2 separate regions of the Homo sapiens genome follow, and region 2 is linked to region 1. Evidence: read pairs that join two places in POLR2A ChIA-PET (ENCODE). Cell type or tissue: A673. All regions are shown on one strand.

Evidence for each region. Peaks named below come from ENCODE experiments on the same cell type or tissue, not always from the same donor. Only the 100,000 strongest peaks of a DNase experiment are listed, where the experiment ranks them.
Region 2: POLR2A ChIA-PET joins it to region 1 with 6 read pairs; 2 of 35 experiments call an interaction of 5 or more read pairs at or near these places.

What each region holds. Positions count from the first base shown.
Region 1 is chr2:160,982,914-160,986,913 of GRCh38, forward strand. No RefSeq gene overlaps it. Among named protein-coding and RNA genes, the nearest start is that of TANK-AS1, 180 kb to the right of the region's middle. In A673, no CTCF peak of the experiment used is centred here; a DNase peak (open chromatin) is centred at 1,658.
Region 2 is chr2:161,083,158-161,087,157 of GRCh38, forward strand. No RefSeq gene overlaps it. Among named protein-coding and RNA genes, the nearest start is that of TANK-AS1, 75 kb to the right of the region's middle. RefSeq lists an enhancer at 2,061-2,355. In A673, no CTCF peak of the experiment used is centred here; a DNase peak (open chromatin) is centred at 2,214.

The sequences.
Region 1 (4,000 bases):
ATATTTACAATTCCCACATGTGATAAGAGGCTAACAAAGAACTTCTACAACTCAACAACAAATAGACAATTCAATTTAAGAATAGGTAAATAATTTGAATAGATATTTCTTCAAAGAAGGCATAAAAATGGACAACAAGTATATAAAAAGTTATTCAACATCAGCAATCATTAGAGATATGTAAAACCAAAACCACAGTAAGATAGCACTTCATACCCACTGGGATGGCTATAATTTCTTAAAATGGAAAATGACACACATTGACAGGGCTATGGATAATGCTTGTTCATTGCTGATAGGAATTTACAATCACCCTTGTCATTGTGGAAAACAGTTTGGCAGTTCCTCAAAAAGTTAAGCATTGAATTACTACATGACCCAACTCTACTCCTAATTATATACCCAAAGAATTGAAAGCAGGTATTCAAACAAGATTTTGTATACAAATGTTCATAGCAGCACTATTCATAGTAGTGAAAAGGTAGAAACTACCTAAATGTCCATGACCTCTTGAACGGATAAACAAAATGTGGTACATACAATGGCATATCACTCAGCCATAAAAGGAATGAAGTATTGATATATGGTACAACATGGATAAGCCTCAAAAACATTATACTAAGTGAAAGAAGCAGATACATAAGGTCACAGATTGCATGATTCCATCTATATGAAATATCCAGAATAGTAAATCCTTGGAGACAGATAAATTAGCAGTTGCCAGGGGCTGAGGAAAAATGAGAATGGGAGTGACTCTTTAATGGGTTTCCTTTCAGGTGATTAAATGTTTTGGAACTAGATAGAGATGGTAGTTGCACAACACGTGAATGTACAAAAAGCCACTGAATTGTATGTACACTTTTAAATAATTCATTTTATGGTATGTGAATTTTACCCATATAAAAAAAAACACTTGGAGTTGCTCTCCCTTGTCTGCTGAATAAAGCACAAACTCCTGACTTAATCTGGCATTTACCATTTTTAATCTGGTTCTGTCTCTTTCCAACCTCATCTCCTTCTATATCCCAAGCCCACCAGGGATGCATTGGTGATAGGGTTTGGCTCTGTGCCCACCCAAATTTCATCTTGAATTGTAGCTCCCATTATTCCCATGTGTTGTGGTAGGGACCTGTTGGGAGATAACTGAATCACAGGAACAGTTTCCCCCATACTGTTCTTGTGATAGTGAATGAGTCTCATGAGATCTGATGGTTGGATAAGGGGAAACCTCTTTCACTTGGTTCTCATTTTCTCTTGTCTGCCTCCAGGTAAGAGGTGACTTTCACCTTCCACCATGATTGTGAGACCTTCCCAGCCACAAGGAACTGTGAGTCCATTAAACCTCTTTTTCTTTACAAATTACCCAGTCTCAGATATGTCTTCATCAGCAGTGTAAAAACAGACTAATACGACTGGTACCTGCTTGAATCTTCTGTGCTCTCACTTGCCCCCACACCTTTGTACATGAATTGTCCATTCTTTCCCTTTCCTCCTCTGCCAGGCTAACTTCTACTTCTTTAAGATTCTTCTCAGATTGACTCTTTGGAAAGCATTTCCTAGTTCCCTCCCCCAGTCTTATTTCCTAGCTCCAGCTGGAGTATAGATTTCTAACTGTGGGCTCCCATAACACCCTTTGCATACTGCATTTGTCACGCTGTCTTCTAATTATCTACCCCTCCAAACTGTGAGTTTCTCCAGAGCAGAAATTGTGCCTTTCATCTCTATTAATAGCTCCTGGCAGTGGTCCTGGCACACAGCACATGCTTGTGAAGTGTTGAATTGTTAAACTGGATCACAACTTTCTCCAGCATGATTTTTGCTCATGTGCTTACTCCCTTGTTTGAGCATCAGGCTTTCTCTGTTTCTTTACCTTAGACCACAATCTAACATATTCAGTCCCCTCACCATTATAGGCAAATGGTTACCAGGAGAACTGGGAGAGTGTATGACTAGACCCCAGCAAACACGTGACCTCTGCAGGAACAGCTCAGCATTCATGCCCATTTCCTGGTGGATCGGGAATGTCACCTTCAATCAAAGGTTTACAAAAGAATAACTTAAGGCCTTGGGGTCAACAAAGGAAAGTTCAGTTTCCTATTGCCTCATTCACTTATACAGCATTTGCCAAATCACCTATGCCCTGTGGAATTCATTTTCCTCATCTATAAAATGAGAATAAAAATAATTACTCTTCTTATTCATGGAATCACTTGAAGATTACAATGAAATAAAACAATGTATTCACATCTATTGTGTTTTTAAATGTTTAAATATTACAGGCCTCAAATCTTTTCAAACTCATTCATAATACAAACTTCATAATATAGGCAACCCAGATTGACCACCTTCTCAGTCATGGTTGGTAATTTTCTATATAACACAAAGAAGTAAATAAAAATTCTAACATGGCATGTAAATGTGAATGATTATTATGTATTCATCTTCATCATCTCCTTAAGGCAGCATTATTGAGACTTCATCTGAGAAATAGTAGCATTCTTGGGAGTTTCTGTCCTATATATTAATACATGAATAACTGAGGCAAGCTGGAGAGTTTGGTTAATCCTGTTATCCTGGTACCTGATCAATGACTTTATTGTTGGGAAATGTTCTGGTGTGGAAAAGCTAAGCTATGCCCACTCTCATCATGTGATAAAAGCTGCTTAAACTCTTGCCTAGATGAGATGATCTTTTACCAAAAAATCCCCAATAAATGTCTCCCTAGCTTGAAAATCTTTAGAGAATACAGTTTCTTGGTTTTATTATGTTAAAGAAATATTGTTTTACACTTTTCCAATAAGTTTTTACTTTATTTTTGCATTGAAATATGTTATAATTTCCATTTTGTGACTCTCACTAATGATAACTTAAGGGACACTTTAACCTGTCCCTTCATCATAAAAACCTAGAGTCAACCAAGTTTGACTACCTTTCCCAGCTACAGTTGGTAATTTTTTTACCCTGTGAATGGCTAGCTTATCACTATTGTAAAGTGAATAAATAAGGAAAATAATTAGGTGGTTCATTTAGGCTCTTTTTATATTTGCTTGTTGTAAATAAAAATTGAATCCAGTTTAAATTAAATGATTCTTGTCATAACCTATTGTAGGAGCATGAAATAATCTCAGAAAAAGTTCCAGCCACGCACATCAGGAAAGCTTGCCAAAGTAAAGGGGAAACTACTTCTACAAAGAAGAAGAAATATTGCCTCCTCCTTTCAGGTACCAATCTGAAAGCTGTTCTCTTTTCCATCAAAATTAATGGTTGCTTTTATAACTTCCCTCTTCCCTAAAGAGAGAAGAAAGTCAAAGAGACCTAGAAGCAAACCTCGCCTGGTTTTCCAATATCAGCTTACAATTTGCAAAGAATGTTCTAAAGGAAAGCAAACTTTACATTCTGGCTTTGCCTGAATACGTGCAATAGTAAATTGGTGACAGTAATAGCTTAAGCAATGGAAAAATAATGCATAAGCCTTATCTAAATCTAAGTTTAGACTCAAGTCTAAACATTGAGCAGTTACTAACTCTCTGTAAAATTAATAGTAGGCCGGGCACAGTGGCTCATGCCTGTAATCCCAGCATTTTTGGAGGCCAAGGCAGGCAGATCACGAGGTCAGGAGATAGAGACTATCCTGACTAACACAGTGAAACCTCATCTATCAGGGGAACCCACCCCCAATATTTCAACGTAGGTTCTTTCTATTTTCCATAAGTGTCGGCCAGCTGAGAAATAAAGAGAAAGAGTATAAAGAGAGGAATTTTACCGCTGGGCCGCAGGGGGTGACATCACATATCGGTAGGACCATGATGCCCACCGGAGCCTCAAAACCAGCAGGTTTTTATTAAGGATTTCAAAAGGGGAGGGGGTGTACGAACAGGGAGTAGGTCACAAAGATCACATGCTTCAAAGGGCAAAAAGCAGAACGAAGATCACATGCTTCTGAGGAAACAGGACAAAGGGCAAAAGGCAGAACTCCCGATAAGGGTCTATGTTCAGCAGT
Region 2 (4,000 bases), 100 kb after region 1:
GATAAGCCTTTGTTAATGCCTCTGAGAGAAAATGCTGTAGCTACAGACTACTGTTGATAAACAGATTTTGAATTAATTAGTTCTACATAATTATGTGAGCCATCAAGTCTTTGAAACCAAATGTACTTGGTCTTATATTGCTTTATATATAAAGAAGAAAAGGAAAAATTTTGTTTTAAAATTTACCTCTTCCAGGGTATAATTTTTTACAGGTTTAATTTTTTAAAGCAATGATTGAAAGATTTAAACGGCATATGTTCAAGTCATATTAAATATTTATTCTTAGATTTATAAAATGAGATAAGAAGAGGTTTGCTTTTTATAAATTGTTACCATTAGTGACAGAACTGGGACTCAGAGCATGTGACTATTCCTGCCTCATACTTCATGAAAGTCATATTTTGTTGCCAGAAGATGCCAATGTGAACATCTTCAAAAAAAAATAGCCTGATGCTAAAAGGTCAGGCTTTCAATAAGATACTTTTAATAGTTTTGCCCAAACATTTACAATAGCAACAACAAAAAAAAATTTAAAGAAAAGCAGAGAAAAAAATCTTAAAAAGAAATTGGGAAAAACTAAAAATATTTTTGAGCGACATAAAAGAAGCCTTAATAAATGGAGTGATATATAAATAAACATAAGAAGATTCAATATTATACAATTGTGAATTATTACCAAGTCAATATATATGTTTAATACAATTGAATCAAAAGCTCAATTAGTTTTTTTGGCGTTTGGGACAATTTTTAAAGAAATTATCTAGGGAAAAAACATGAGGACAAGAAAATTATTCAAAAGAAAATTTATGTGGAACAACTTGCTGTATTAGAAATTGACATATTATAAAGCTATTATAGTTTTCAAAAAGTGATACCAATGTAAGAATAGGCAGAAAGATGAAACAGAATAGATAGCCCAAAGACCAGCGTAAATTAAAATTTACCCTAAGGATACAATCCAAGTTTTGTACCCAGAAATATTCTTCTTAATATTGCCTTATGATAAAAATGTTAAGAAACTCCTAAAAGAGTCAACCAAGGTGAGTGGTTAAACGATGACACATCTATGTAGGGGATGGAATATTATACAACTATTTAAAAGCACAGTTTGGAAAAATAATTGCATGGAAATATGTTTATGAAAAAATATTAAGTGGAAAACACATGAGTCAAAGCTATGCATATACTTACATATTTTTATAATGTGTATCTTTATATTTTTATTTTTAAAAGATTGAAAGGAAATACATCAAAGTATTAAAATTAGTTATCAGTGTATAATAAAACTATGCATTACTTTTTACATTTTTTACATTTGTTTGTATTTTCTAATTTTTTTATAATTGTTAGCATCTGAGAGACTTTATGTCTACCCATACCTCAATAATTTTTTTAAAAAAATAATTTAAAAAATTATTTTTAAAAAATTATTTTTTTAAAAAATTATTTTAAAAAAATTAATTATTTTTTTAAAAAATTATTTTAAAAAAATTAATTATTTTTTTAAAAAATATTTTAAAAAATTTAAAGCTGGTTTTTTTTTTCGTAGTTAATTTATGGGTTATCTAACTTTGTTGATACTGACTTCAGCAACTTAAAATGCAGTGAGGTTTCTCTGTTGCCTCAAATTCCAAAATATCAAATGTCATTTTTCTTTGGGTACTGTATAAGCCACCAAACAACCCAACGAGAGCATATAAATAAGTTATATATGAATGTAAGGCAAGAATAACTTGCTGTTCCAAGTTATTGGAACCTCAATTGTTCAGGTCTGTTGTACAATTATATTATGCCTAGTGTTATACTTCCCAGTGGAAGAAAGCCTACTTTCTTATACCAGGAGAATAATTATCAGTAGAACAAGGCCTATTTCTAATATATATTTTTATCATTTTATAGGTATTTGGCTACAATTAACGGAGATCCCCAACTCAAATTTACTTCAACAATGGGAAAATTGATTATCCTACATAAGAAGTCTGGAGCTTGGGTGGGCTCCAAGAAGTATAATCAATGTTTATGCCGAAAGGGGCCCAAGTCCTTTCTACCTCTCCATTCAGCCATTGTTCATGTGTTGGCTTTATTCCCAGGCTGGTTCCCTTCATGGGAACAAAAATTCTATAGTGGTTTTTGTCATAAAAATGCCAAGAGAAAACAAACCGTCTCTTCCTGTGTCTCTTTCTTAGAAGCAAGGAAACCTTTCACAGAAACCCCCATCAGACTACTCCTCAAACCTCCTTGGCCAGAGCTGAGTCATGTGACCCTTCTTAAACCAACTGCAGGCAAGGGGGAGGAGATTAACATAATTGTCATAGACAAATCAGCCTTGTGGTCAGCTTCCCCTGAAACACTTGGAGGATGGATATATGCACACAATCTGGTTCTGCTGTGAAAAAGGACTGGCAGGCTGGGGTGGGGTGGGGCAATACATATGGCGTGAATGTTGGGTAAGCAATCCTTTCTGTTCCAGTCCTCCATGTTGTTAATGATATGGAAAGAGGAAAGATTCTTTTTAAAGTAGTAACACACTGTGATAGATGCTAATGATATCAGAGTGGACAGAACTAAATCTCTGTCCTCCAGGAGCTAACAGTTTTAAGAGAGAAGATACACAAGTAAACATGCAACTACAACATAAAATGTTACATCCTGGTCCCAGGGAAGTTCCTTGAATGGGGCACTTAATTGGCCTTGATTCCCAAAGGAGGCAACATACAACTGGGGCCCAGAAAGATGAGGAGTCAGCAATTGAGAGGCGAGCATATCTGGAGAACCAGCAAGCTTTCAGTCTGGAGGTGAAAACAGGATAGAGATCATATAGGGCCCTGAAGGCCATGCCAAGGAGCTTATATTATCCCGAAGGCAATGGGACTCCAATAAAGGTTTATAAACAAGGAAGTAACATAATCTGATTTCCTTTTTAGAGCATTTCTTCTATCTTCAGAGTGGAGAATGGATTGGAGGGGTTCAAGCCTAGATTTAGAGAGAAGACTTAGATGTTTTCACAGTAATCCAGGCTAAAAATACACAAATTAGAAGATGATTCAAAGTTCATGACTTAGGCAACTAAATGGATACTGGTACTATACACAAAGTTTAGTTTGGGACATTGTGAGTTTGAATTGCTTATGGGATACCTAAGTGGAAATATGCAGTAAATAGAACTCTTTGATTAGGCTTCTTATGATTATAACAATTATTAAATTGCTGCTAAATAGCCTCCAGAAAATCTCAGCAAATAACATTAGTCATTGCCAGATTATCCAAGCAGTTTTTTCTTTCTAGCTGACATGATTTGAGTGATACGATGAGAAAAATCATAGCAAATGTTTTACATGCTGACAAGTTAAACTAATAGATATTTTTAGATGTTGTGTAAGAAAAGAGCTCTTGGTTAAAACTGATGCTGACATTTAAAGGCTCTCCATAAACTTCAGAAATGTGTAGCCTTAGACACAAAGCCTAGTAGTTTAGAAGTAATGCTTAGCATCTAACCCATGCTTTTTCAACTTTGCTTTCTGTCATGAATTGCCATTTATTATGACCATCTTTCAATATCTTTAAATAGGCTTCAAGAACATGGTTTTTAATGGCTGAATTATTTTCTTTCATATTGTATAATGGAAATGGTATTTTACCAAGCAACCTTCCTTTCTGTGACAGTTCAGGCAATTTCTAATTTTTTATAATATAAATAAATGCTGATTGAACATCACTAAACATAAATACTATACAAACATGTTTTCTTTAATATTTTCATTTTTCCCAATCAGCTTTGTTAAACTGTGGGATTGACTAAGAGGTTCTTTCTCTTATTCTGAAACTGCAACCATCTCAGAGGAAACAGCCTTGGATTTGGTACTAGAGAACCAGGTTCTAGTCTTAGCTTTTTTTTTAAAAAAAAAAAAAAAAGAAAAAAAACTCACGGTATTGATTATGGCCAATTTAACTTCCCTAGCCCTTGGTTTTCTCTGTCCAAATAACAAGGTTTTACTAAATA